Linked DNA regions of Homo sapiens: all the other regions are linked to region 1. A link is a loop called in an ENCODE intact Hi-C map of the cell type or tissue named here. Cell type or tissue: heart right ventricle. All regions are shown on one strand. Links, peaks and the distances in the headings refer to the core of each region. The heading gives the core; the rest is flanking DNA. Region 1 holds the start of LAMA3 (laminin subunit alpha 3). Region 2 overlaps ANKRD29 (ankyrin repeat domain 29). Region 3 overlaps RMC1 (regulator of MON1-CCZ1).

The links. Hi-C counts contacts between places; a loop is a spot of excess contacts. Peaks named below come from ENCODE experiments on the same cell type or tissue, not always from the same donor. Only the 100,000 strongest peaks of a DNase experiment are listed, where the experiment ranks them.
Region 2: a loop joins it to region 1, with 4 times the contacts of the local background. A loop is called at or near these places in 81 of 110 quality-filtered maps.
Region 3: a loop joins it to region 1, with 2.9 times the contacts of the local background. A loop is called at or near these places in 35 of 110 quality-filtered maps.

Annotation. Positions count from the first base shown.
Region 1 is chr18:23,682,149-23,692,428 of GRCh38, reverse strand. LAMA3 (laminin subunit alpha 3) reads right to left here and starts at 2,976. Exons shown (of 75, transcript NM_198129.4): 1 at 2,452-2,976. The coding sequence starts at 2,745. RefSeq lists an enhancer at 3,068-3,617. In heart right ventricle, for the core only: a CTCF peak has its summit at 2,996; DNase peaks (open chromatin) are centred at 2,545 and 3,008; H3K4me3 peaks cover 2,399 bases; H3K27ac peaks cover 1,550 bases; H3K27me3 peaks cover 1,038 bases.
Region 2 is chr18:23,621,117-23,631,396 of GRCh38, reverse strand. ANKRD29 (ankyrin repeat domain 29) reads left to right here. Exons shown (of 10, transcript NM_173505.4): 6 at 1,446-1,544. Among named protein-coding and RNA genes, the nearest start is that of ANKRD29, 37 kb to the left of the region's middle. In heart right ventricle, for the core only: no CTCF peak of the experiment used is centred there; no DNase peak of the experiment used is centred there; H3K27ac peaks cover 1,348 bases.
Region 3 is chr18:23,509,516-23,519,795 of GRCh38, reverse strand. RMC1 (regulator of MON1-CCZ1) reads right to left here. Exons shown (of 20, transcript NM_013326.5): 6 at 3,800-3,940; 7 at 3,373-3,476; 8 at 817-906; 9 at 622-727. It also overlaps a transcript of NPC1 not described here. Among named protein-coding and RNA genes, the nearest start is that of RMC1, 11 kb to the right of the region's middle. RefSeq lists an enhancer at 1-917. In heart right ventricle, for the core only: a CTCF peak has its summit at 3,673 (motif pointing left); a DNase peak (open chromatin) is centred at 3,675.

The DNA.
Region 1 (10,280 bases), core at 1-5,000:
GTGGTGGCAGGCGCCTGTAATCCCAGCTACTCGGGAGGCTGAGGCAGAAGAATAGCTTGAACCCAGGAGGCGGAGGTTGCAGTGAGCTGAGACCGTGCCACTGCACTCCAACCTGGGAGAGACGAGAGAGACTTCGTCTCAAAAACAAAACAATACAAAACATTAAAACGTAATACCTTTCTACTAGGAATGCTGAATACAACTTGGAAGTGAACAATTACCGGCCAAGTTTCTACTTCTAAAAATTTTTAGGCTAACCGAAGGATGGGGCAGAGCTAGAGCTATAGTACCATGATTTAGTAGCTTAGACAGCAAAAGACGTGTACAGTCACTTGGGGCCTCTCACTTCGAAGGGCCCCTCGCTTACTTCAATGCTGTGCTGTCACCATCTTGATATTTAAAATAATTTTTTAACAAGGGGTTCTACATTTCCACTTTGCACTGAACTCTGTAAATTATGTGACTGGTCAATGCAGTTCTTCCATTTGAATCTACATATTTTTTTAGGTATCTTTTCAGCTATAACAACCACTAAAATCAAGTATAACATAAAATCAGGCCGGGTGCAGTGGCTCATGCCTGTAATCCCAGCACTTTGGGAGGCCAAGGTGGGCAGATCGCTTGAGCCCAGGGGTTCAAGACCAGTCTGGCCAACATGGCAAAACCTTGTCTCTACAAAAGATACAAAAATTAGCCACGCATGGTGGCATGTGCCTATAGTCCCAGCTACTTGGCAGGCTGAAGTGGGAGGATTACCTGGGCCTGGGAGGTGGAGGTTGCAGTGAGCCAAGATAGCACCACTGCACTCCAGCCTGGGTAATAGAGTGAGACCCTGTCTCAAAAATAAAATTAAATTAAAAACTGAATTGTTATAAGAGCTAAACTAAATTTCTCAAAAATAATTATACACACAATTATATTTGCATATTTGTGTGTTTATAAACACACAATCATAAAATAGAGAAAGCAAAATTATTTGAGGACTGTTAAAAGTATTTTCATCATTGTTATTTTATATTTTTAGTTTCTTTTCTTGCATGTTTTATAATATAGATAATATATAAATATGGTAAAAATATTTTCATCATTGTTATTTTGTCTTTTAGATTTCTGTTTTTGCATGTTTTAAAATATGCACAACACATATCAATATAATACATGCATGTAGTTTATAAGTAAATAAGCACATATGGCACTAGATGTTCAACAACTTGTCATTTATGGAAGTGCATGGTCAAAAGAGTTTCTAAAACACTAATCTAGACACCCAATGATAACCTTGCTCTTTTAGAACCCAAGCTCCAAAATCGCTCCCTCTTCCCACTTCCTGTTCCTCAACAATACTTTGCAGAAGAAGGAGGCAATTTGGGCTTAGTGTCCAGGATTTGAAGTCAGGACTGGATTCAAATTCTCCTGCCCCTTTGGGAGGTCAAGACAGAAGGACAGCTTGAGGCTAAGAGTTTGAGACCAGCTTGGGCAAAATAGCCAGACTCTGTCTCTACAGAAAAATAAATAAATAAATAAATAAATAAATAAATAAATAAATAAATAAATAATTGCCAGGCCTGAGGTTGCAGTGAGCCGAGATCGCACCATTGCATTTCAGCCCCGGCGACAGTGCGAGACTCTGTCTCAAAAAAAAAAAAAAAAAATTGCCAGGCACGGGGGGGCACGCCTGTAGTCCCAGCTACGCCCAAGGCTGAGGCGGGAGGATCCCTTGAGCCCAGGAGTTCGAGGCTGCCGTGAGCCGTGATCGCACCACTGCACTCTTGCCTGGCTGAGACCTGTGAGTAAGGGCCAGGCACTGCAAGATGCTGCTTAACATGCACCGCAATGTCGTTTGCCCCGGGTGTTCGCGGTGAGGCTCGGATCTCTGAGAGCCTTTCTATCTCTGTCCGCCTAAGGTCTCATTCGCCCCCAATGACTGGATGGTGGCACTTCAGGCAGTGCAGTGAAGTGAATCTTTTCAGTAACATTAGAGTGATACCGCTGTTATAACCTAAAAATTCTCTCTTAAAATACACCACAGAAGGTAATTGCCACCGACTTCTCCGAATAAGGCCCGGGAGGTGGGGCAGGAGGCGCCCCTGAACCCTCGAGGACTCAAGCCTGGCGGGACGCTCCGTGGGTGACGGAGGCGGGAAGGGCCGAGGCGCCTGCATCTCTTAGAGCGCAGCCTCACACTTTCCCCTCCACCAGCCCGAACCTGACCACAGCCTCATGTCACCTCGCGTGCTCCCCCTCCTCGCCTCGGGCCGGTGGTGCCGGTGCGGTGCTTCCACGAGATCGCTCCTGGGTCGTGGGCCCTCGCGCGCGGGGATGGGGGCTGCCCTTCCCAGTCGCCCGGAGCCACTAGCGCGCGTGAGGAAAGGGCCCGATCCCTTCTCCGGGTGTCTGGCCGGCGCGGGAAGGAAAAGGCGCGCCCACCCCGGCTCTCTCCGAGGCCCTCACCTGGATGGTGTGGCCGCTGCCTGGGGCGGTGGGGCCCCCGACCAACTTGCAGTAGAGCTCGGGCTGGGGCCTCCCCTCGCCGGGTCCCCTCTCCCCGCAGGTGGCGGTGGCCCAAATCCTCGCCGCCTCGGCCAGGTTGAAGTAAGTCGGGTGAAGGCTGAGCCCGGCCGCGGCCCCGGGATCCCGAGCGGTCGCCCCGCAGGCTGGCAGCACCCGCAGTACCAGCAGGAGCAGCGGCGTCGGCGGCAGTACTGGCCCCAGTGCCCGACCCCGAGGCCGCGCGGCCGCCGCCATCCAGCCGCGCGGGGTCCTCCCGCCTGAGCCGTCCGCAGAGGGGCTCGGGGGCACCGCCGCTCTCCGCCTGCGCCTCCCGGACCTGCAGCGCCAGGACTAGCGCAGCCGGGGATATGGGCGGCGCCGGGGCCGCTCCCCTTGCTCCACGCGCTGGAAGCCCGCGGCGTGGGGGTGGCCTCTCAGCTCTGGAACCTGCCGCGGCTGGAGCGGGCACCAGCCGGATCAGGAACTGACAGCGCTCAGCCGCGCGCCAGCAGACGGCGTCTCTCCCGCGCGAGGCGCGCTGCAAACTTCGCGGGCGGGGAATGGGAGAGGCGTTCCCGGGCTCCCACCCAGGCGGCGGGAACGGGAGCCTGGGATCTTCGAACCCTCCAGGCGCCAGGACAGAAATTAATTAGATCGTTCTCCTCTCTGGATACTCACCGCTCAGGTCAAAGCCAGAAAAGCCACCTGTGACCTAAGAGTAAAGGAGGCTTGTAAACGAATTTGGTTGAGAGCAGAGGAAACTGCCACTACCTACAGAACTCACATCAAAGACATTTCGATTTCCCAGCCAAGTGTTGAGTCGTCAACTCCTCAACACTGTGCACCTAGGATCCCTGTGGCACTGCAGCCACAGGCTGAGCCAGGGAACTGGGAGTGGTGGAACGTACATATTTAAAAGACAGCCAATAATGCAAGTTGTAATTTGCCAACCTGGAAAGGAACCTTAGAGGAAATCCTTTAGATGCCTAATCTGCTCAATTTTACAAATAAGCTAACAGAGATTGAGTGAGGTACGCCACCTGCCATGATGGCCTCAGAACAGAGAAGACCCCCTCCCCCCACGACCCCGGACTGATGCTTGGTCTTATATGCAGAACACCCTACTAAAACAGAACCCACATAGGCCCTCGAAGAAATTAGAGGAATGCAATATTTGTACAATAAAAATTGCAAAACCTCTTTGAAAGAAATGTTAAAAGACCTAAATGAGTGGAAAAGCCTCCCATGTTCATGGATTAGGAGACAATATTGTGAAGATGGCAATATTTCCTAAAGCAACCTACAATTCAACACAATGGATTTTGATAGGGATCAAAATCCCGACTTTTTTTTTTTTCAGAAATTGACAAGCTGATCCTAAAATTCATGTGGAAATGCAAGAGACCTAGAAAATCCAAAACGATTCTGAGAAAGAATGAAGTCAGTGGACTCACGCTTCCTAGTTTTAAAACTTAATACAAAACTACAGTAATCAAGACAGTGTAGTACCGACATAACGATAAACATAGATCAATGGAATAGAATTGAGAGCTCAGAAATAAACCGTTACATTTATGGTCACTGGATTTTCAACAGGGTGCCAAGACTATTCAATGGGAAAAGAATAATATTTTTAATAAACGCTGCTGGGAAAACTGGACATCCCAAAATAATCTAGTAGGATCCCCACCTCATACTATATGCAAAAATTAACTCAAAATGGATTTAAGATCTCTAAATTTTACATTTAGAGAGCTAAACTATAAAGCTAAAACTATAAAATTCTAAGGGAAAAACACAGGAGAAAATCTTCATGACTTTGGATTAGCAATGCTGTCTTAGCTATGATATCAAAAGCGCAAGCAACAAAAGAAAAATATAAATTGGGCCGGGCACGGTGGCTCATGCCTGTAATCCTAGTACTTTGGGAGGCCGAGGTGGGTGGATCACCTGAGGTCAGGAGTTCAAGACTAGCCTGGGGAAAATGGTGAAACCCTGTATCTACTAAAAATACAAAACTTAGCCAGGCATGGTGGCATGTGCCTGTAATCCCAGCTACTCCAGAGGCCAAGGCAGGAGAATCACTTGAACCCGGGAAGCGGAGGTTGCAGTGAGCCAAGATCATGGCACTACACTCCAACCTGGGCAACAGAGCAAAAATCTGTCTCAAAACACACACACACACACACACAAAGATAAATTGAAACTTACCAAATTTTAAAACTTTTGTGCTTCCAAGGCACCCTCAAGAAAGCGAAAGATGGCCAGGCACAGTGGCTCATGCCTGTAATCCCAGCACTTTGGGAGGCCAAGATGGGTTGATCGCCTGAGGTTAGGAGTTCAAGACCAGCCTGGCCAACATGATGAAATTTTCTACTAAAAATACAAAAATTAGCTGGGCATGGTGGTGCACACCTGAAATCCCAGCTACTAGGGAGGCCGAGGCAGGAGAATCACTTGAACCCAGGAGGCAGAAGTTGCAGTGAGCTGAGATTGTGCCACTGCACTCTAGCCTGGGAAACTGAGAATCCATCTCAAAAAAAAAAAAAAAAAGAAAGTAGAAGACAATCCGCAAGATAGAAGAAAATATTTGCAAACCATATATCTAATTAGAAATTCATATCCAGAATAAACTCTTACAACTCAACCATTTTTTAAAAAGTAGTGGGCAAATATAAAAATGGTCGATAAGCATGACCATGGAAGACGCTCAACATCATTAGCCATCAGGAAAATGCAAACCAAAACCACAATGAGATACTACTTCACACACACTGGGATAGTTATAATCAAAAAGATAGATAATAACAAGTATTTGTGAGGATGTGGAGAAGTTGGAACCCTCACAGATTACTGATGGGAATGTAAAATGGTGCAGACACTTTGGCAATTCCTCAAAAACTTAAACATAACATGACCATGTGATCTGGCAATTCCAATCCTAAGAACATACTCAAGAGAACTGAAAATATATATCCACACAAAAACTTGTACATAAATGTTTATAGCAGCGTTAGTCATATAATAAAAAAATGAATACAACCTAATGTTCCCCAACTGATGAATGGATAGACAAAATGTAGTATATCCATACAATGGAATATCTGTCACACATAAAAAGAAATGAAGTTCTGATCCATGCTTACAACATGGAAGAACCTTGAAAACGTTATGGTAGGTGAAAGAAGTCAGACAAAAAAGACCACATATTGTATGGGGAGTGACTGCTATTGGCTATGGGGTTTCTTTTTGGAGTGATAAAAATGTTCTGGAATTAGATAGTGGTGATGATAACCATCACGCTATGCATCACCACTATCACATCACCAATTGTGTGAATATACTAAAACCACTGAATGGTGCACTTTATGAATTTATGGTATATAAATTATATCTTAAAGCTGTTATTATGGATTTTTGCAGAACTGAAATATCTACTAAACATAAGAAATGTGGCCAGGTGTGGGGGCTTACGCCTGTAATCCCAACACTTTGGGAGGTGAGGCGGGTGAATCACCAGAGGTCAGGAGTTCGAGACCAGCCTGGCGAACATGGTGAAACCCTGTCTCTGCTAAAACTACAAAAATTAGTCGAGCATGGTGGCACATGACTGTAATCTCAGCTACTGGGGAGGCTGAGGCAGGAGAATCGCTTGAACCCGGGAGGCAGAGGTTGCAGTGAGCTGAGATCGCACCACTGCACTTCAGCCTGGGTGACAAGAGCGAAACTCCGTCTCAAAAAAAAAAAAAAGAACTGTATATGAATGTGTGTGTGTGTGTGTATGCGTGTGTGTGAAAGCAGACAAATAATTTTTTTTTTTTGAGACAAGGTATCACTCTGTTTCCCAGGCTGGAGTGCAGTGGCATAATCATGGCTCACAGCAGTGTCAACCTGTGGTGCTCAAGTGATCCTCTCACCTCAGCCTCCCAAGTAGCTGGGACTACAGGCATGTGCCACCATGCCTGGATAATTTTCTTTATTATTATTATTATTATTTTTTTTTTTTTTTTTTTTTGTAGAGATGGGATTTTGCCATGTTGCCCAGGCCAGTCTCAAACTCCTGAGGTCCAGCAATCCATCCATCTTGACCTCCCAAAATGCTGGGATTATAGGCATGAGCCACTGCGCCTGGCCAGAATTTTTGAAAGCTTTACAATAGGATATTCAAGTGGCTAGATAGGATGGAGAGAGGGGATTTTTTGTTTGTTTGTTTATTTTCTTCTTTTTGCTTGCTTATATTTTTTAATTTCTCCAAGAATGAAACTATATTGCTTTTGTCCTAATAAAAACTTTCAAAATATTCTATTAAATCAACTGAATGAGTACCCAGCACTGACTCTAATAGTCCTGCCCTAAGTGATATGGTCCTACCTAAATTGATGAAAGAAGATTGATAAAAAGCGAGAAAGGGCTGGGCGCTGTGGCTCATGCCTGTAACCCCAGCGCTTTGGGAGGCCTAGGCGGGCGGATCACGAGGTCAGGAGATCTAGACCATCCTGGCTAACATGGTGAAACCCCGTCTCTACTAAAAATACAAAAAATTAGCCAGGCGTGGTGGCAGGCGCCTGTAGTCCCAGCTACTTGGGAGGCTGATGCAGGAGAATGGCCAGAACCCGGGAGGCGGAGCTTGCGGTGAGCAGAGATCCCACCACTGCACTCCAGCCTGGCCAACAAAGCCAGACTCCGACTCAAAAAAAAAAAAAAAGTGAGAAAGATTTTATGTACTTTTTAAAGTCCTCTCAGACAAGATTATTTGAAGGAAAGCATTCAACAAATGGCTAAGATTCCAAAACTATTTTATTAACATGTAAAAGTGAAAGCAAAGTCTAAATTTAAAAAGTTGTTTTCTGCCCTGGCCAGTAACTCTTCCACACTGCCAAGTCCTTTTGCTGAGATGTTCTGATGCTATCAGAAACCTCGGCAGCAGCTACAACCATCCCTGGATTCAAATCAAGGCTTTGTCCTTACAGGGCTTCATATTTTGCTATAAACGGCAACACTTAACAGCATGATATACAAATTTATTGCACTGTACAATGACAATATTTCTCTTTAATGTGTTTTATTGCATTCCCTAGTCAGAGGGTAAGTGATATCATTGACTTCATGTTGTCATTGCAGTTTAAAAATAACTTTGCGATGTCAAGGTACATTAAGTGTATTTGCCCACCGAGAACAGCTATAAAGATGATCAAATAAAAGCTTCATATCTAAAGTTAATATTTGCTAGTAAAGTCATCTCTCTGAAGATTAAATGTCTAAACCAAACATCCAGGAAACAACTACGCTCCACAGTCCTGGATGCCAGAGATATAAAGATGAGTAATGAGAATGAGGACACTTTGGTGGGTGGGAGGAGGAAGGCTGTTCTGAAGTTTAAATGAAGGAATGTTATGAGCAAGTGGTTTGAGACATTAAAGCAGCAAATATAAGGACACACATTTTTAAGGCAAAATGGGGCTGTCATGTTTTTGTTTTTATTGTTGTTGTTTTTGAGATAGGGTCTCACTCCACTCTCCAGGCTGGAGTGCGGTGGTGCAATCTCAGCTCCCTGCAACGTCCACCTCCCCTACTCAAGTGCTCCTCTGGCCTCAGCCTCCCAAGTAGCTGGTACTGCAGGTGTGCACCACCACACCCAGCTACTTTTTTGTATTTTTGGTAGAGATATGGTTTTGCCATGCTACCCAGGCCAGTCTCAAACTCTTGGACTCAAGCGATCTACCTGCCTTGGCCTCCTAAAATGCTGGGATTACAGGCATGAGCCACTGCACCTGGCTGGGGCTGTCATGTTTTAATATAGAAAGAGAATGCTTAAAGGAATTAAATGACTTGCCCATATTTTAAGAAAAACAGGAATAATCAGCTGGACCCAAGACATCTGATTTCCAGTTATGCTTCTAGGAGGACTCTGAGAGGACAAAAGGAAAACACCTGGGTGAGGCCCATCTGTGGTGTGAAGGCTACAGATGTGTCCCAAGCACAAGAGGTTTACTTCGCCCTGGAAGGGTGGGTGGGACATACGTGCATTGTTGGGTGCAAACAAACTCAAACTAACAAGAGTGAATTGGGGTTTGGCTGACCTCCCAATACTTCAGAAGTGATTCATGCAGAGCTACATCCTTCAAATCTTAAGATGGAAGTGGAACTTGCCATGCATGCTGTTGTTAAAAAGAATGTCCTTAGAGCCAAGAACCTAGACATGCATGGGTAATAAACTCAGTGTCTTACAACGGCATAACAAATGCAGTAATGTCCCTTTAATAGAGTGATTGACCTAACATACTCATGGCTATTCTTCCTCTTAATCAAAACATAGGTTTTCTCCTCCTTTTTCACTCGCTCCCCAATATGGCAGCTCTTCCCTTCTCTCCTCTCCAGTTCTCCTAGGAATATGAACTGGGATCAGAAGCCCTGGGTCCTGCTTATTATTTCTATTCTCTTTTAAATTGCATGGTTAAACTGTGACTTGTTACTGGCTTGGTTTCACTTAATAATCAATCAGTTTGCAGAAATTGACCTGTCATCATCATTTAACAGAGAAAACAATAACATCATCTAAGCCAATAGCAGTGTGTGGATCACTAACAGCAACCAAAAGAATACAAACAAAACCAAAAGACTAAAGGCATTTCTACTTATAATGACACACACCTGGTGAGGCACGTCGAAAACCAGAGGAAACTAGGCAACGAGTAAAGTTCTGCCACCCAATTTGTTACCATCATTGCAAACCCAAGATGGAAAGCATCTTTTGGAATCCTGCAATTCTACCATCCAAGAAAAAAAAAAATCTTTTGTTACTCTTCTACAGTGGTTCATGTCTGTAATCCAAGCACTTTGGGAGACCAAGGAGGGTGGGTTGCCTGAGCTCAGGAGTTCGAGACCAGCCTGGGCAACACGGTGAAACCCCATCTCTACTAAAAATACAAAAAATTAGCTGGGTGTGGTGGCATGCACCTGTTGTCCCAGCTACTCGGGAGGCTGAGGCAGGAGAATTGCTTGAACCCAGGAGGCGGAGGATGCAGTGAGCCTAGATTGCGCCACTGTACTCCAGCCTAGGTGACAGAGCGTGAGTCCATCTCCAAAAATAAAAAAGAAAGTTTCACCAAGTGTATTTCTCAACAAGCATTTTTCTATGTTATTAAATATCTACCTAACTGTGCAAATGTAGGCTTTTGGTTAACATCAAACAATTACCATGACCACACAGAGCTGAAATCATTCCAGTTCAGAGTGAAGATAGTGTGCTTGCTTTAGCCTATGTTGTCAGACTCTAAATAAAGGCAAGGTTTCTATTAATCATTTTGAAAACTGAGAATTACCCCTAGACCCTTGGGTATCAGGAAACACAAATCTAAGATCACCCACTTTTGTTTCCAGACAAGACAGTCAAGGTTAAGGACTTGTTCAGTTGCTCAGCCCTCATTACCATGAGATGGTATCCAGAACCCAGCTATGTGCCTGCCTGGGATTATAGGACATCTCCACCTCTCTAAAGTGTGGACCTCCCTGTTCCAGGTCCCCTGATCTAAGGACTTCTTGTAAAGTAAGGATACTCACTTGGCCCATGGCCTCTGTCTGGTTTATCTTCTGAGCTCAGAAACCCCAGTGTTAACCAAACCAGAGTAGAATTCTCAGCCTGATTATATCAAGTGTTTCTGCTCACTGCAAGCAGATTCTAGCTTTCGTCAGAACCTTGACAATGGTACCTCCTGTTAGGGCACTCCCTGGTAGATAGCTCTGCCAAACCCCCTATGAAGAATTCACATTTCAGGCTGGGTGAGGTGGCT
Region 2 (10,280 bases), core at 1,998-6,997, 63 kb after region 1:
TGGTGATGCACGCCTGTAGTCCCAACAACTCAGGAGGCTGAGGTGGGAGGATCGCTTGAGCTGAGGAAGTTGACGCTGCATTGAGCTGTGGTCGTACCACTACACTCAAGGTCTGAGTGACAGAGGGAGACCCTGTCTCAAAAAAAAAAAAAAAGAAGAGAGAGAGAGACAAGGTCTTGCTATGTTTCCAGGGCTGGTCTTGAACTCCTGGGCTCAAGCAATCCCCCTGCCTCAGCCTCTTGAGTAGTTGGGACCACAGGTGTATGCCATCGTACCCAGCTGCATATTGTATCTTAATTCTTGCAGAACCCTCATGTTGGGGGAACAAGGATAAGGGGACAAGAAAGAGAAAAGGGTAGGAAAGATCTAATTAAAAGGACACCTTTTACTCTCAATTTTTTTTTCTTTTTTTTCTTTTTTTTTTTTTTTGAGACAGGGTCTCACTTTGTTCCCTAAGCCTGGAGTGCAATGGCCCAAACATGGCTCACTGTAACCTCAACTTCCCAGGCTCAAGTGATCCTCCTGCCTCAGTGCCCCCAAGTAGCTGGGACTATAAGCACATGCCACCTCGCCCAGCTAATTAAAAAAAAAAAGAATTTTTAGAAATTTAAAAATATATTAAAAATAAATTTTTTAAAAATGAGGTTTGGGGGATTTGTATATCTAACATTTGGCTCTTCATTGACAAAAAGGTGGAAACCTACAAAGAGATGGAGATGGAAAATTATATTAAATGTGTATATTTTAAATCTAATTTATTTTATTTTATTTATTTTGAGACAGAGTCTCACTCTGTTGCCCAGGCTGGAATGCAGTGATGCAATCTTGGCTCACTGTAACCTCCACCTCCTGGGTTCAAGAGATTCTTCTGCCTCAGCCTCCCGAGTACCTGGGATTACAGGTATGCAGCACCACACCTGGCTAATTTTTGTATTTTTATTTGTTTTTTGTTTTTTGATTTTTTGTTTTTTGAGGAGGAGTTTTGCTCTTTTGCCCAGGCTGGAATGAAGTGGCGCGATCTCAGCTCACTGCAACCTCTGCCTCCAGGTGCAAGCGATTCTCCTGCCTCAGCCTCCGGAGTAGCTGGGATTATAGGTGCCCGCCACCACGCCTGGCTAATTATTTTGTATTTTTAGTAGAGATGGGGTATCGCCCTGTTGGCCAGGCTGGTCTCGAACTCCGGATGTCAGGTGATCCACCTGCCTCGGCCTCCCAAAGTGCTAGGATTACAGGCGTGAGCCGCCGTGCCCAGCCTAATTTTTGTGTTTTTAGCAGAGACGGGATTTCACCATATTGGCCAGGCTGGTCTCTATCTCCTGGATTCACCTACCTAGGCCTCCCAAAGTGCTGTGATTACAGGCATGAGCCACTGCACCCGCCCTAATTTCTTTTAAAATAAGTGTGAAAGATAATGTTTTTAATGCTTTTAATTTGTTCTCTCTCAGGATGGAGCCACTGCCCTCTTCCTAGCTGCCCAAGGTGGTTACTTGGATGTTATTCGATTACTGCTGGCTTCAGGAGCAAAAGTCAACCAGCCAAGGCAGGTAATGTCCACTGTTGACATTTGCCCGAGCACATGGCGCATGGGGCAGGGAGGGCTGGGTGTCCGCTGGCAGCACATACCTGAGATAACCAGTAAGCTCAAGGCATCCTTTAAACCCTTCTGCTTCTGTGATGAAAAGTTAATCTTTGATTAGGGTATCTCCTGTTCTATGCTCTGAGCTGGCCTGAAAGCCTATGAAACCAAGCTGACATCACAGTTCAGTACTTTCAAAACTTAAGTATTTGATGTCTGAGGTCAAGTACACAAGTACACACTCTGCCACCTCCTGTGCAAACAAATTATGGCTGCACTGATCTAATGAGTGCAGGCTGGCCTGGGACATAGGTAAACAGATGTGGGCCAAGTAGCCTGGCCCCTGCTGATAATGCTGCCTTACTACCTGCCCACCACTTCTTCCACCAAGCCAAAGAGGAGCCCATGCCGTTGGAATCATTAGGAGGTTCTGCACCTTCATCTCTCACAATTGTTATGCTGTTGAGACTTCATTTACCAACAGCAAGCTAACAGCTAGCAATTCAATTAACTGAAAGTAAAAGAACAGAAATGTAGTCTGGGAGTGGTGGCTCATGCCTATAATCCCAGCACCCTGGGAGGCCGAGGCAGGAGGATCACTTGAGGCCAGGAGTTTGAGGCCAGCCTGGCCAACATGATGAAACCCCGTCTCTACTAAAAATACAAAAATTAGCCAGGCGCGGTGGCGCATGCCTGTAATCCCAGCTACTTGGGAGGCTGAGGCAGGAGAATCACTTGAACCTGGGAAGCAGAAGTTGCAATGAGCCGAGATCGCGCCTCTGCACTCCAGTCTTGGCAATAGAACAAGACTCTGTCTCAAAAAAAGAGTAATGATTTTTAAAAAGAAGAAAAAAGAACAGAAATGCAAGATTATACAGGCAGCACTTTATAAACAGTGAAGAACCTTCCAAATGTACAGTATTATAATTAGCTTCTCTTGTGTAGGTACTATTTTTGTCCAGATTAACTTTTTTTTTTTTTTTTTTTGAGACAGCGTCTTGCTCTGTCATCCAGGCTGGAGTGTGGTGGCATGATCTCGACCCATTGTAACCTTCGCCTCCTGGGTTCTTGTGCCTCAGCCTCCCAAATAGCTAGGATTACAGGTGCATGCCACCATGCCCAGCTAATTTTTGTATTTTTAGTAGAGATACATTTTGGTAGAGAGCCATGTTGCCCAGGCTGGTCTCGAACTCCTGGCCTCAAGTGATCCACACACCTTGGGCTCCCAAAGTGCTGGGGTTACAAGTGTGAGCCACCATGCCTGGCACCAGATTAATTTATTTTTAACAAAACATTTCGAATTAAGGAAACATTACTATAAAGGTAGTTTCCTAGGAAAAAGTCAAGCTGATTTCATACCCAGGCACATCTCCACTGTACTATGACCTGATACAGGAATGCCTCTCTGTGTTCACATAATGAATAGCTATGAGAACTTTAAGGTTGGTCTGAGCTCTTGGACACAGGTTTCTCTGGTCTTTAGAAGCCCAAGCACATAAGGAGCCTGAGAAAAATAAAGAGCCTTTGGGCAGAGTGGTTTGAAGTCAGGAAAGCAAAGTGGTTTTGAGGTCAGGAATCCCAAGTTCTCAATCCATCTCTGCCAATAATTTGAGCTGTGTGGTTTTGAACAAGTGAATCAACCTCTCTGGGCCTGACTTTCATCATTGAAAATTAGGAGGCTGAGCAGCATGAGCCTGATGATCTCTTCAAATGCCCACATTTTAAATAATTGTTTTATTCAACATTCAATCAATATTTCTTGAGTACTTACCATGTGCCAGACATTGTAATCAATGTAATGTATCAATGTAAGGTTATATTTTTAGAATTGTAAAGTTATTCTTAGGTGGCCCCAGGAATACTCCTGGGAAAGGAAGCAGTTTCAAAAAAACTTTTACTTTCGTCCTGCTAGAGTTGACTTTCGAGGACTGGAGTTTAATATTTTCGTATTGGTCCTTCTTATTTTGTTATTGTTGATTGATTCTGAATCAGATGATTCATTTTACTAAAATTAGTAAAAGGAATTGGTTATTTTTAGATTGCCTAAGTTTGATTTGGGGGCCATTATTGAAGATACCACTGTGAATTTAGAATGTGAGGTTATCAAGATTATCAAGTCTCTCTATTAGTACATCCTTCCAAAATAATTTCTGGCACTTTGAATTTTATTCTTTATATGCCTAAAGTACTGCTTGTAAAAAACCAAGTCGATATAAGAGATTATATTTCAAATGTTGCATGAGCCATGCCCACTTAAACCTAAAATGAGTCATGCCGTGATGTTGAAGCCAAGAAGTTAAAGAGTAAACCAACATTGCAGCAGTAGCCACAACACGCCATAGCTGTTTTTTCTTCCTCAAGAGTTAGGATAACCTGGTCAAAGTGGATGACCTAGTCTTTGAGTGCAGGGATCCACCCTCTGGTCAAGGAGCAAGTGCTACAACTTCTAAAGACTGCATCTAATGAAATTGTTTTGAATTATTTTGAGTTCAGCCCTAAAAGAATTGTTATTCAGGAAAAGGGTGTCTTATAAAATAAGAATTGCTTTGGGGAAAAAAGGCAATGGAATTTTTCCTTTTTACAGAGTACACTCACCCCATTGTGCCCTCAAATCATAATAATTTTTATTACCTACTGTGAGCTTATAATTAGAGGTTGTTATCTATCCAGGTCAGACTAGCTCAAGTTCCGTCTTCTCTGAAAGTGTAAACTCTGCATATTTATTATGTTCCAAGAAAACAGTGCCATGCCTGCACATGGCCTGCACATGGCCTACCTATATTCTATAGGTAGAGCATTTGGAAACCAATGTTTTATTCTGAAATCTCAGCTGACACATTGAGTCATTATTGGAAAATCCTTGAATTTACAAAATGAGGACAGGAATACCTGCCTGGTTTAATTTCCTAATACTTTTGGCTAAATCTGATTTGTAATTGTTGCACTGACATTCTATGAAGCCCTACCATTTTATTACGGTATCCTGTAACAGGATGTTGACAAAGTTACATTGAAATTACTCAGCTGACATTTGATATGAGCTTCAGGGAATCTGAACGGTAGTGGGATGACTTTTCTTTGTAACTCTATCACTGAGAACTAAATGAAGACCTTTTTAGTACTTTGGGATGAGGAATCATAATCCCAAATCTAGTCATAGCCAGACAGTAGGAAGACTATGTTCTTGATTTGAAACTTCAAAAAATATTTTCCTTCCATATTGTCCTAAGCCAAAAGGTCAAGAGTCACAGAGATCATTGAAATATAGATTTCACTCTAACAATTCATTTTCATTTCTTTCCACGTGTCCTCACCAAGTTGAGTTGCTATGAGTCAGACCTTTTTAATCACTAGCTGAGTGGCTATTTCTATTTTTCTATTAACCAAATGCCTCGACATATATTTTCCCAACTCCACTCACCCACCTTATTAAAACAATACTTTAATAGAATGCAAAGGTCTGATCCTGTTAACCCAGAGCTGAGGTTAGTCAGTTAACTCATCTCTATCTAGTCTTTTTCATGTGCTAAACAGTATTTCTTTGAAGGCTGGAGGAAAAGTCATCTAATAAAGTGCCATCTCCTAACAGAAGCCTTGACTTGTACACAGAGTAGCTGGACCCAGAAATTAAACGTTCTCCCAGGTCGGAAGCTTAGAGGGGTGAATCCATCAATGGCAGTGGGAGAAGGAGCCAAAAGATTAGCGTAGAATCCTGGGGGTTTGGAAATGGGAACAGACAGCCATAGGAAGTCCTTGCTGCTTGGCAAGGGCAGGGACTCTGTCTTGTTTCGTTTGCACATGGTACACACTCAGAAAAAGTGTATCGACTGCCAGAAGATCCCCATGGCTGGTGCAGAGCAGGTCTGGAAGCCTGCAGCATTTAGTGATCAGTGCCTGAGAGTTAGAAGAAGGCTCCAGATATAGGGCCCAGACTCATAAGCATAAGCCCCAGGAAGACTGTAAGAGGCAGCTAGGGAGCAGACCCAGATTTTTTGGGTGGAGAGCAGCTTGGAAATTATGGGGATATAGATATCTTAAAATGAAACAGAGGCCCCATTTTGCTTATTAACTGTGTGACCTTAGCAGGTTGCCTACTGTCCCTGAGTCTCAGTATTTTAGGACTACTGTGATAATTAAATAAAATAATCCCTGCAAAACTCTTAATGCAGTAGCTGATACACACCCAGTGCAATGTTAGGTATTGCTGTTATTATCATTCCTATTCCAACCAGGCCTCATTGGAACAGAAAACCCATCAGAAATCAAGGCTGCACTTTCTCTAGTGAGTCGTGTGTTCTCTGTCATCTCAAAGTCTCTTCATATCTCTGTTTCTCCCCACTCCTTTCTTTTTTTACCAGTTTTGTCTGCTTACTTATCTTGTATGTGGTCCCCAGGTTTATGGATCAGACTGCCAACCTCTGGGAATAGCCATGTCATTGTCACAGCTCATCTTTGTGCACCAGGCCACAGTGACTGGCTGGCCTGCCTATCCTCAGTCCCATCACCCTTGACTGGGGAGGATAGAGTCAGACCATGGGCAATGCAGCATCTGGTAAAATCTCTTACAGACCCATTTGCTGGGCCAGGCACACGGTGCAAGGGACAATCATAAGAAATAGGCTCCAGGGCAGGGTAGGGTGGGTAAGAAAATTATCTCAATATTGAACTCCCTCTGCCACGGGCAGGATTCCTCACAGCTCTTGGACTCCCAACTTCAAATAGAATTGGTCCCCAAGACTTTCTGACTGGCCTAACCCTGTAGGTAGAAGTAACCCAAGTGTGACGGCTGGAAATCGTAGAAGCAAAGAGCTAGTGCCGCTTCAGATACTCATTCCCACAGAAGAGGATGGTTTTAGTTCTTTTTTCCAAATACTCTCAGGAGCCTACATAAGACCATACAAGGTTAGTCTCTAATACAGGTTGTGTCATATACTCCATCTCATGCTGTGATCTGGCTGTAAAAGTGATCTCGAATGAAATGAGGGAATAACAGAGTTGGAGGAAACTATAAAACTCACTCTATTTAGCCATCCATCGGTACTCGAATCCTTTCTATGATAATCAGCTACTGTTGAACACCTCTAGGCATGGAGAACTCACTCCTCTCTGATCAGTTTCTTTGGTCTTAGCCAACACTCATTAAACTTTTATACATTGACCCCAAGTCTCCATGCAGCTTTCACCCATCTGTCTTCTTTCTATCACTTGGTCTGAAAAATTGGTCTAAATCCTTTTCTACTTGATATACACACACATAGTAAAAGACAGCTATCATAACCCCATGAATCTCATTCTTCTTCAGGCTAAATGTTCTATTACCTTTTTTTTTTTTTTTTTTTTTTTTTTTTTTTTTTGAGATGGAGTCTCACTCTGTCGCCCAGGCTGGAGTGCAGAGGCATGATCTTGGCTCACTGCAACATCTGCCTCCCGGGCTCAAGTGATTCTCCTGCCTCAGAATCCTGAGTTGCTGGGACTACAGGCATGCACCACCACACCCGGCTAACTTTTGTATTTTTAGTTGAGACAGAGTTTTGCCATATTGGCCAGGCTAGTCTCAAACTCCAGGCCTCAAGTGATTTGCCCCACCTCGGCCTCCCAAAGTGCTGGGATTACAGGTGTGAACCACCATGCCTGGCCATTACCTTTTTAAAAAAAGTGCTGTAGAGGTTATAACTTCACAATGATTTCTTTGATTTAATATCAAAGTATTAAAAATATCAAAGTATATGGAAGTATTCAAAAGCCTATTTGAATATTTTTAAATGTTTTTTCACATTTTGGTACATTCCAAAACTCTACAAAAAGGAGCTAAATTGACTTACTTTTCATCATTTTCAAAATTATTTTTATATGTTTAATTTAAAAAAATATATAAAATCGCCAGACGCGGTGGCTAACACCTGTAATCCCAGCACTTTGGGAGGCCGAGGCGGGCAGATTACAAGATCAGGAGATCGAGACCAACCTGCCTAACACGGTGAAACCCCATCTCTACTAAAAATAAAAAAAAATTAGCCGGGCGTGGTGGTGGGCACCTGTAGTCCCAGCTACTCGGGAGGCTGAGGCAGGAGAATGGCGTGAACCCGGGAGGCGGAGCTTGCAGTGAGCCAAGATTGTGCCACTGCACTCCAGCCTGGGCGACAGAGCAAGACTCCGTCTCAAAAAAAAAAAACATATGAAATCATTGTTCTTTTTTTTATAGAGATGGGGGCCTCACTGTGTTGCTGAGGCTGATCTTGAACTCCTGGGCTCAAGCCATCCTCCCGCCTTGGCCCCCCAAAGTGCTGGGATTACAGGTGTGAGCCACTGCACCCCATCATTTTCATGATGAAAATGAAGGCTCTAACCATTATACCAGAAGGAAAAAATAAGAGAAAACAGAAATTAAGGTGTACAAAAGAGGAAAACCTCTCCTAATTCATAAACTAAATAATCAACTGATAGGTAATCTGATTTGACAATAATGCTCTAACTCACATGCAACTCCCTGGGCTCCAAAATCAGATTTGGAGATGTAATGACTAGTAATGAAATACACAGGCGGCCCCCAAATCTCATTTTCCCACTCATTCCTACCTGCTCACAGTCAGTTATCTCACAGGGTCGATGGAAGAATCAAATTAAAAAGCATATGGAAGTATTTTGTGAACAAAAGTACAAATTAAGGGGCGTATTGTTTCTCATGATAAATACTACTCAGATGCAATTAACATTTCCTAAGCATCTGTGAGCCAGTGCTCATGCTCACCACCTTTGTATATGTTTTCTCACTTATCTCTGCGAAGCTAATAATTTTTCCTAAGAGGACACTCACTCAGGCTGAGATGATTTGCCTAAGGTCTTACAGCCAGGAAGAACTGATTGCTTTTTCCACCTCCCATGACTATTCCAATTAAGATGATATATTTGATGAGTGTTATCATTGATGTTCTAAATTGATAATAATAATTTTTTGGCCAGGCACAGTGGCTCATGCTTGTAATCCCAGCACTGTGGGAGACCAAGGCGGGTGGATCACTTGAGGTCAGGAGTTTGAGACCAGCCTGGCCAACATGGTGAAACCCCGTCTCTACTTAAAATACAAAAATTAGCCGGGTGTGGTGGTGCATGCCTGTAGTCTCAGCCTCTCGGGAGGCTGAGGCAGGAGGATCTCTGGAATCTGGGTGGTGGAGGTTGCAGTGATCTGAGATGGCACCACTGCACTCCAGCCTGGGCAACAGAGCAAGACTCCATGATAGGTAGGTAGGTAGGTAGATAGATAGATAATTTTTCACAATATAGCACCTTTTAGCACTTTCCCACATATTAGTTTCAATTGTTAATACAAGTTTACTAATAATGACCAAGCCATTGAAAAGCACATTGAATAGACAGCTGGCTGCCTCTCCCTGCCCGCCCTCTGGTGGAGAGAGTGACAAAGAACAAAACAGACCCAGAGCAGGCACGGAGGGAGAAGCGCATTAGTATTGGCACCAGCTTGGACCCACACTCCCCTCCTGCCTTCCAGGGTCCCACCCGCACCCCTCTGGCTACAGCAGCTAGATTTCCCACCCTGCATGAAGGAGCCATGCCTGTCCAAGCCACTGTGACTGTAGCTGCTTTTCCTTCTCCTTCAAACGACCCTTCCCCTTTCTCACACCTAGCAAAATCCTGGTCCTTCTTCAAGACCTGGATCAGATAGCACTCTATCCAGGACACTGAGCCCTCATTCCCCATGCAGCAGCCCTCCCACCTGTTTGATTTTGTGCATTTTTGTCCATACTTTATGATGGCACTGCAGTCGTATGGAAACCTCCATGTCTCTTCTCCAGGACTTATTTTTAGCACTCTGCTTGAGACTTAGAAGGCTGGGCTCACACCTGTAATCTCAGCACTTTGGGAGGCTGAGGTGGGAGGATTGCTGGAGGCCAAGAGTTCAAGAACAACTTAGGCAACAAAGCAAGGCCCCATCTCTACAAAAAGAAAAAAAGAAAAAAAAATTAGCTGGGCATGGTGGTGCACACCTGTAGTCTCAGCTACTAGGAAGGCTGAGATAGGAGGGTCATTTGAGCCCAGGATGTTGAGGCTACAGTGAGCCTTGATCATGCCACTGTACTCCAGTCTAGGTAACAGAGTCCTGTCTCAAATAATAATTATCATTATTGGTTGCTTGAATTATTGATTAATTAAATCCTGAATTGGGAAAATCAAATAAAGAATATGGAAGTGCTTTTAAACTAAAGTACAAATTAAAGTACAAATTGCTCATGATAATATTTAGATTCAAGAATATTTCCACCAAGAGGACCCTGGAAAAATTATGAAGTAAGTTAAAGTGTCTTCCACTTCCCTCTATCCTTTGTTTCAGCACCTCTTCCACTGTCTCTCCCAAGACAGGTCCCAACATCCTGTGACTGCTCTTCAGCACCCCCAGATCCTCCTGGGCTCCCAAGTCACCAGCTTCCCCGACCCAGCTCAGATGTCTTCATCCTCTCTCCCTTTCCTGGGACAGCAGTGGGCAACAATCTTGTGCCTGCTTCTGCTAGTAGGCTAAGGTTGAAATTACACACTGCAGCAGAAAATGTAACTTTATATTCTATAACTGAATCATTTTGCTCTTCAGCCCCCCTTCCCCCGATGGGTAATTCAGTCTTATCTGGCTAAAACAGTCTCTTGGGGCATATTACCATAATTACCTCAGAGGTTACCTTTAGCCCATTCTGGA
Region 3 (10,280 bases), core at 849-5,848, 170 kb after region 1:
AACCATTATCCCCCAGCACTGTCATCCATGCTCACAATTGCAACAGAGAGTTCAAGTACTCGTGGAATGGAGCGGATTCCCACCTTCTTCCAAGGTCAAATCTCAAGCGTTAGTTTCTGAAATAGTTTTGAATTATCTTTAATCAACTGACACAATCACTTTTTTCTAAACTACTTGAGACTACCAAACCCATTTCCATCTGGAAGACCAAAACTCTTAGCATAAAAATGCACTTTCTAGTCTTATTCAGACATTTTGCCAATTTTTTTTTTTTTTCGGAGACAGGATCTTGCTCCATCACCCAGGCTGGAGTGCAGTGGCGCGATCTCCACTCACTGAAGCCCCGACCTCCTGGGCTCAAGCCATCCTCCAGCCTTAGCCCCACAAGTAGCTGGGACTATAGGCGTGCACTACCACGCCCGGCTAATTTTTGTATTTTTTATATAGGTGGGGTTTTGCCATGCTGCTCAGGCTGGTCTCGAACTCCTGGGCTCAAGCAATCTGTCCGCCTTGGCCTCCCAAAGTGCTGGGATTACAGGCGTGATCCACCGTGCCCAGCCACCAATTTTCACAAGGCTTTTAAGCAACCTTAACTTTGGTAGAAACGCAGACAGCTTGTACCTCTGTATCCTGATGATGCACGACTACCAGGTTGTCCACCACGTTCAGGGCAAACTTTCCCGTCCTATTTAACTTCAATATGTGCATCTTTTTACAGGCACCTTCTCTGTAGGATAGAAAGCAAAAAACAGATCAACAAGCTGCAGTTCACATTTTAAAATCAGAGAGAGAGGGAAAACAAAGCATGAAATCTACCGTGGTAGATGATAGAGGACCACCTCCGCTCCTGTGCTGTTGGAGGTCCGAGAATGATGCCTCAAGAAGAGAACATACAGCTGCCCGTATCTAATTAGGGAACAAACAGACATAAATCACATCTGGCCATTCAAAATTCCTTTGTTCTAAATGGCATCACGGTTAAGTAAATTATAAGATATTCACTTAATGGAGTATTTTGCTGCCAACAAGTGTTTACAAAGAAACATGCAGTTACTCAAAGCCTATTATAAAGTTAAGTGGAAAAGAGAACACACACTAAACACAGCTTGATCATAATATTTTAAAAGAAAACCCCAAACCTAAGCATAGAGTCTAAAATGATTGGAAAGAAACACATGTAATAGTTATACTTGAGTGATATGCTAAGTTCATTTTCTTCTCTGTTTTCCAAGTTTTGTATAATGAATGTATATTCCTTAATAACAGGAAAATATAATCACTATTTTTTTTTTTCATTTTTCAGAGACAGGGTCTCCCTCTGTCACCCAGGCTGGAATGCAGTGGTGCAACCACAGCTCACTGCAACCTCCACCTCCTAGGCTTTGGCGATCTTCCCTCACCTCAGCCTCCCCAGTAGCTAGGACTACATGCACGTGCCACCGTGCCTGGCTAATTTTTAAATTTTTTTGTAGAAACAGGGTCTCACTATGTTGCCCGGGCTGGTCTTGAACTCCTGGCCTCAAGGCGATCCCCCTGCCTTGGCCTCCCCAGTCACTGGTATTACAGGTGTGTGCCACCATGCTCAGCCTTTTCTATTTAAGTGCCATCTAATAAATGTTGCTGTGAACAGTTCCTGAATGCATATTCTAGTCCAGTGGTAAACTCTGTGCTGGGCCTGCCCAGGGACAAGGAGGAGACCAAGGTGGGAGGGAACAGGTCCCCACCTCCACTTCAGCCAGGACTGCTCTCACTTTATCTATTGTCTAAACAGGAATGCTGGCTGGGCACGGCGGCTCATGCCTATAAACCCAGCACTTTGGGAGGATGAGGCGGGAGGATCACCCGAGCCCAGGAGTTCAAGACCAGCCTGGGCAACATGGTGAAACTCCATCTCTTCAGAAAATACAAAAATTATCCAGATGTGGTGGCATGCGCCTGTAGTCCCAGCTACTTGGGAGACTGTGGCAGGAAAATCACTTGAACCTAGAAGGCGGAGGTTGTGGTGAGCTGAGATTGTAACACTGCACTCCAGCCTGGGCAACAGAGCGACACTCTCCAAAAAAAATTTAAAAATAAACAGGAATGCCACAGAAGAGTACGTTTAAAAAAAAAGGAAGAAGAAATGAAAGAACATTATACTAACTACCATAAAGTTTGAAAGTTTGGGCCACTGTTTTAGGCCACAGAAGAATCAGAAGTAACTTAGAAGCAAAATTTTGACTATTGTCGAATCAGATACAGGCATACAGGGGTTCTTTTTTATTAGTCTCTATTGTGTGTTTAAAATTTTCATTACAAATTTAAAAACTGAGATATCCACTTTTTCAAATGAAAATATACCTCCGTACTGCCAGGCGTGGTGGCTCACGCCTGTAATCCCAACACTTTGGGAGGCTGAGGAGGGCAGATCAAGAGGTCAAGAGACCGAGACCACCCTGGCCAACATGGTGAAACCCTGTCTCTACTAAAAATACAAAAATTAGTTGGGCATGGTGGCACGCACCTGTAGTCCCAGCTACTCGGGAGGCTGAGGCAGGAGAATCGCTTGAACCTGGGAGGCGGAGGTTGCAGTGAGCCAAGATCGTGCCACTGTACTCCAGCCTGGCAACAGAGCAAGACTCCATCACAAAAACAAACAAAAAAAAAAAGTAAAAGAAAATATACCTCTATATATACGTAATTTAGTTCCATGTCTGTTACATAAAATCTTAATCTATTTTCTTATTTAGAACAATTATTATTTAACTGAGCTTTTAAAAAAAATAAACTTGGCCAGGCACAGTGGCTCATGCCTGTAATCCCAGCACTTTGGGAAGCCAAGGCAGGTGGATCACTTGAGGTCAGGAGTTCGAGACCAGCCTGGCCAACATGGTGAAGCCCTGTCTCTACCAAAAATACAAAGACTAGCCGGGCGAGGTGACGCACACTTGTAATCCCAGCTACTTGGGAGGCTGAAGCAGAAGAATCGTTTGAGCCTGGGAGGTGGAGGCTGCAGTGAGCCGACACTGCACCACTGCACTCCAGCCTAGGGGACAGAACAAGACTCTGTCTCGAAAAAAAAAAAAAAAGAAGAAGAAATTCTAAAACAAAGATACTAAGAAATAAATTGGTTCAATGTTCTTGTTTTATCAGGCTAGAAAGGTAAAGGAATTCCTTAGCATCACAAAGCTGATAAAAATCAAAAAGGAATGCCAAAAACACTGCAGGTTTTCTATGTTCACAGGACCTATACACTGAATACCCAGAACAAGGGGAGTCCTCCTTATGTGTTCTAGGGGTCAGGGCATCACGTGGTGCTTGTAACACACTCCTTCTATTATTTATATTACTGAAAGCAATCACAGGATGGAATTCTCTCTGACACGGACATACATGGTAGCCATTGCGATGTCTCTTTCGGAAAGGCTGGGTTTAGTTGACTTAGGCGCAGCTGGTAATTCAATCTCAAATTTGGGCAGCTTCGACATAGTGCCAGCCTGTTTAGGGGGAAAATGTTTTAGGAAAAGCTTATTAAACCCCTTCAATGTTTCATCATTCCCTGTGTAAAACCAACAAGGATAAACACAGACTTCGTCTTTGGATCCTTTCCACCGTCCCCCATGTCCTCTCACAGCCTGTCTGCCCAGCATAGAATGAATGGCTCCAGGAGCTGACGGGTATACAGAGTGCCCTCTAGTGGTCAGAGCGGTGACGTTACGGCTAGAGGAACCTGTCCCTAACGTGCCTGACACATTAGGATGCTACAGGAACAGGGGACAACTGGGGAAAGGTGTTTTTTTCAGGGGAGGCTTCCTCTTACCCTAAAGTGAAAAGGCTGCAGGACATTCTCCAGGACCGTGGTAGACAGCAAGATCACGGCGCTCTCGGGGCAGTACATGTACCAATTCACATTGAGATTGTGGCTCTTCAAGAGTTTCAGACTCCGTTTCTCTGGTAATACCTGAAGCAGAGTTTAAGAAACAGGATCTTCATTTAAAAAACGGCAAACTAATCCCAGCACTTTGGGAGGCTAAGGTGGGCGGATCACCTGAGGTCAGGAGTTCGAGACCAGCCTGGACAAAATGGTAAAACCCCATCTCTACTAAAAATACAAAAATTAGCCAGGCGTGGTGGCACATGCCTGTAATTCCAGCTACTCAGAAGGCTGAGGCACAAGAATTGCTTGAATGAACCCAGGAGGCAGAGGTTGCAGTGAGTCAAGATTGCACCATCACACTCCAGCGTGAGTGACAGAGCGAGATTCAGTCTCAATTAATAAATAAATCAATAACAGCAAACTGTCAGAAGATCCTTACAGTGCGCTCTGAGAATAAAAAGCAGAAGAAACCCACTAAGTGAAATGAACATTCTCACTTGTACTTATTACAGCTACTACTTAACCAGCCCTATGCTTGGTGCTTTACAGAGCCTCCTAACTCATTTACTCTTTGCCACGACTGAGAGGCAGGCATCACTGGCCCTATTAGCCAGATGAGAAACAAGGCTCCAAGAGTGGATTAGGGAACCTGCCCCTTAACAAAGCAATTATAGCCTGGGTAGGCTGTTTCCCTCCAAAATCCTTATCTGTGCCTCCACATGCCTGGGCATGTGGAGCACATGGATACACCTAAGAGCAATTTACAACAAATTTCTCCTCATCCAGGAAACGGCCAAAAGAAACTGACACCTCCAGGACCCCATGTGTTAACTCGGCCACCTCCCAGACCATGGCAGATCTGCCTTCTGCTTGGCCTCCACCTCGACTCCAGTCTACACTGGGCCTGGGAGGAGCTCCCTTCTTCTAGCAGATGTGTTCATAAGACTCCATACAAATGCAGTACTTTATAATCCAGGCACATTTTCAATGTACCCTAAATATTCCGATATTACAGAACACTGTACAGAGCCCCCAAGACATTAATGCTCATGGTACACTGCACTGAAGAACTGCTGCGCAAGTCAGGGGCAGGAGCCGTAAGCTTCTTAAGAACTATAATAATTAGGATGTGCTAGAGTCTTCTTTCTTTTTAACTTTTTTCTTGAAGATCTGAAGCCATCTAGGTAACCTTAAGGTATACTTTCCCACTGCAGAGAACAGAAAGACAGACTTTTAAATGATTACCATAGGGAACTCCCCCAGAAAGCAAGCCATCCTTCCCATGCAATCACATGTACAAAATTCTATTTCTGTGTGTATGGAATTTGTCTAAAGTTTGTTTAAAGTTCTCCTATTGGTCATTACAAATTTTTTTTTTTTTTGAGACGGAGTTTCACTCTTGTTGCCCAGGCTGGAGTGCAGTGGCACAATCTCGGCTCACCGCAACCTCCACCTCCCACGTTCAAGGGATTCTTCTGCCTCAGCCTCCCAAGTAACTGGGATTATAGGCGCCCACCACCACACCCAGCTAATTTTTGTATTTTTATTTTGAGACAGTAGAGACGGCACTTAGTAAAGATGGAGTTTAATAGAGACGGGGTTTCGCCATGGCGGCCAGGCTGGTCTCGAACTCCTGACCTCAGATGATCGCCCACCTCGGCCTCCCAAAGTGCTAGGATTACAGGCATGAGCCACCGTGCCCAGCCAGTCATTACTAAGATTTCGATGATGGCCTTACAGCAAAGCACCATGGCATTAACACACAGGTGTATTTTCTCTAACCATACATTCTAAATTATATGACTTTCATTAGGTCAACAAAATTAAAACCTGAAAGAACTCTTAACACCCTCTAAATTAGTTCCCCTTAGAGATCTCAGAAGCATGCTTAATAGGTCAGGAAGCTGGAACAGATGAAAAGAAACAGGCAGGTACATCAAAGGACACAATCCACAGAGTGGAAAGGCAACCTCCGGATTCGGAGAAAATACTTGCAAATTGTATCTCTAAGAAGGTGTTAATATCAGAATATATAAAGAACTACAATTCAACAAATAATAGTAATTTGATTTTAAAAATAGGCACAATGACCCGAATTAGTCATTTCTCCAAAGATGATACACAAAGTGGCCAAAACACACACACAAAAGTGCTCAACATCACTAATCAACAAAGAGCGCAAATCAAAACCACAATTAAGATGGCTAGTATCAAAAACAAAACAAAACAAAACAGCAAGTGTTGGTGAGGATATGGAGAAACTGGGACCCTTGTACACTTGGAGGGATTGCAAAATGGTGTAACTGCTATGGAAAACAGTATAGCGGTTCCCTAAAATATTCAGAAACAGAACTACCATCTGCTCCAGCAATCTCACTCTGGGTATAAATCTAAAAGAACTGAAAACGGGATCTTGAAGCGGTATCTGCATACCTGTATTGACAGCAGCACTATTCACAATGGCCAAGAGGCAGAAGCAACCCAAATGTCCCTCAACAGATGAATGGATAAGCAAAATGTGGTGTATACGCTCAGTGCGGTATTATCAGTCTTAAAAAGGAAACCCTATCACATGCTATGGCATGGGGGAACCTGTAGGAAATTATGGTAGATGAAATAAGCCAGTCACAAAGGGACAAATACTGTATAATTTCACTTATATGAAGTATAAAAGGTAATCAAATTCGGCCGGACACAGTGGCTCACGCCTGTAATCCCAGCACTTTGGGAGGCTGAGGTGAGTGGATCACCTGAAGTCAGGAGTTCAAGACCAGCTTGGCCAACATGGTGAAATCCCATCTCTACCAAAAATACAAAAATTAGCCAGGCGTGGTGGCGCACACCTGTAATCCCAGCTATTCAGGAAGCTGAGACAGGAGAATCGCCTGAACCCAGGAGACAGAGGTTGCAGTGAGCTGAGATCACGCCACTGCACTCCAGCCTGGGCAACAGAGCAAGACTCCATCTTAAAAAAAAAGGAGTCAAATTCATAGAAACAGAAAGTAAAATAGAGATTGCTGGGGCTGCAGGGAAGGGATAAGGGGAGTTGTTTACTGGATAGTTTTGGTTTCACAAGATGAAAAAAGTTCTGGAGCTATTTCATAACAATGTGAATGAATATACTTAACACTACTGAACTGAACACTTAAAAACAGTTAAGATAATAAATGTTGTATGTTTTTTTACCACAGTAAAAAAAATATTTTTGACCACACACAGTGGCTCATGCCCATAAATCCCAGCACTCTGGGAGGCCAAGGCAGAAGAATGGCTTGAACCTAGGAGTTCAAGACCAGTCTAGGCAACACAGCAAGACCTCATCTCTACAAAAAAAAAAAAAGGAAAAAAAAATTAAGTTGGGCGTGCTGGCACACACCTGTAGTTCCAGCTACTCAGGAAGCTGAGGTGGGAGGACTACGTGAGGCTAGGAGGTCGAGGCTGCAGTGAGCCGTGATTGTGCCACTGTACTCCAGCCTGGGTGACAGAGATCCTGTCTCAAAATAATTATTACAAAATAAAAAAATTTTAAGAGGAAGTTAACAAAATACAAATGGACAATATACAAATGAAAAGATGCTTACTTCCCTAGTAATGTAAAATGCAAATTAAAATGTCTTTCGGCCAGGCATGGTGGCTCACGCCTGTAATCCCAGCACTTTAGGGGGCCGAGATAGGTGGATTATTTGAGGCCAGGGGTTCAAGACCAGCCTGGCCAACATGGTGAAACCCCACCTCTTCTAAAAATACAAAAATTAGCCAGGCGTGGTGCTGGGCGCCTGTAGACCCAGCTACTTGGGAGGCTGAGGCAGGAGAATTGCTTGAACCCAGGAGGTGGAGGTTGCCGTGAGCCGAGATCGCACCATTGCACTCCAGCCTGGGCGACGGAGTGAGACTCTGTCTCAGAAAAAAAAAAAAAAAAAAAAGTCTTTCTACCTCTCAGGTTGGCAAATGTCTATAGACTGATAATATCCAGTCCTCCTAAAGGTATGAAAAGCAGAAGTTCCTATATTGCTAGTGAAAATACACATGTCTAGAAGAAATTTGGCGATACTGGTTCAGCTTTTCAGATGTTCGTACCTATACTGCAACTCTCCCTCTAATATAAAGAAGTGTGTACAAGCATGTTACTGAAGGGTTATTTGTAATCACAAAAAAATGGAAAACCAGCCAATGTCCAATAACAAGAAAATTTTTAAACTGCAGTCCATCCATACAGTGGAATACTACCCAGTCAGAATAAAATATAGAAAGATGTCCAAGATACACTTTGGACAAAAAAAAAAAAAGCTAGCTGCAAAAGTTTATATACAACATTCCCCTTTTTGTTAAAAAGAAGTTTGTATTTATTTTTAAAAATAGAGGAATATGCACCAAACTGTTCATAATAATTATTTATCGGGATTATAGGGAACATTTGCTTTCCATATTACATATCTTGCAATGTTTGAATGTTTTTTGTTTTAACTTTTAGGTTCAGGGATAGATGTGAAGGTTTGTTACATACGTAAACTCATGTCACGGGGTTTGTGGTACAGATTATTTCATCACCCAGGTATTAAGTCCAGTACCCAATAGTTATCTTTTCTGCTCCTCTCCCTCCTCCCACCCTCCCCTGCTCAAGTAGCCCCCCGTGTCTGTTGTTTCCTTCTTTGCATTCATAACTTACATTTAGCTCCCACTTAGAAGTGAGATCATGTGGTATTTGGTTTTCTGTTCCTGTGTTAGTTTGCTAAGGATGATGGCCTCCAGCTCCATCCATGTTCCCACAAAAGACATGATCTTGTTCATTTTTATGGCTGCATAGTATTCCATGGTATATATGTACCACATTTTCTTTATCCAATCTGTCACTGATGGGCATTTAGGATGATTCCATGTCTTTGCCATTGTGAACAGTGCTGCAATGAACATTCACGTGCATGTGCCTTTATGGTAGAATAATTTATATTCCTCTGCATATTACACCCAGTAATGGGGCTGCTAGGTCAAACAGTAGTTCTGCTTTTAGCTCTCTGAGGAATCGCCATACTGTTTTCCACAAAGGTTGAACTAATTTACACTCCCAGCAATAGTGCATAAGGGTTCCCTTTTCTCCACAACCTTGCCAGTATCTGTTATTCTTTGACTTTTTTATAATGGCTATGCTGACTAGTGTGAGATAGTTTCTCATTGTGGTTTTGATTTGCATTTCTCTAATGATCAGTGATGTTGAGCTCTTTTATGTTTGTTGGTCGCATGTGTGTCTTCTTTTAAAAAGTGTCTGCTCATGTCCTTTGCCCACTTTTTTTTTTTTGAGACGGAGTCTCGCTCTGTTGCCCAGGCTGGAGTGCAGTGGCACCATCTCAGCTCACTACAAGCTCCGCCTTCCAGGTTCAAGCAATTCCCTGGCCTCAGCCTCCCTAGTAGCTGGGATTACAGGTGCCTGCCACCAACCTGGCTAATTTTTGTATTTTTAATAGAGACAGGGTTTCGTCATGTTGGCCATGCTGGTCTCGAACTCCTGACCTCAGGTGATCTGCCCACCTCGGTCTCCCAAAGTGCTGGGATTACAGGTGTGAGCCACTGTACCTGGCCTTTGCCCACTTTTTAATGTTGTTGTGTTTTTGTTTTTTTTTTTGAGATGGGGTCTCACTGTCATCCAGGCTGGAGTGCAGTGCTGTGATCTTGGCTCACTGCAACCTCCTGCCTCCCAGGCTCAAGCAATCCTCCCACTTCAGCCTCCCAAGTAGCTGGGACTACAGGCGCACACCACCATGCCTGACTAACATTTTGTATTTTTTATAGAGATGGGATTTCATCATGTTGGCCTGGCTGGTCTCAGACTCCTGGACTCAAGCCATCCACCCACCTTGGCCTTCCAAAGAGCTGGAATTACAGGCATGGGCCACCAAGCCCTTTTTCTTTTCTTTTTTTTTTTTTTAATTTATTACTTGCAATTATAAAAAAAAAAAAAAAGAATAAAATCCCCAGCAAGAGACTAAAGCTGAGTGGCCAAGGCAGGAGTTGAGGTTAGGAGTTTGACACCAGCCTGGGCAACATAGCAAGACTTCGTCTCTACAAAAAAGTTTAAAAATTAGCCAGGGCCGGGCGCAGTGGCTCACGCCTGTAATCCCAGCACTTTGGGAGGCCGAGGCGGGTGGATCACCTGAGGTCGGGAGTTCGAGACCAGTCTCAACATGGAGAAATCCCGTCTCTACTAAAAATACAAAATTACCCGGGCATGGTGATGCATGCCTGTAATCCCATCTACTCACGAGGCTGAGACAGGAGAATCGCTTGAACCTGGGAGGCGGAGGTTGCGGTGAGCCGAGATCGCGCCATTGCACTCCACCAGCCTGGGCAACAAGAGCGAAACTCCGTCTCAAAAATAAAATAAAATAAAATAAAATAATAAAAAGAAAAATTAGCCAGGCATGGTGGTACA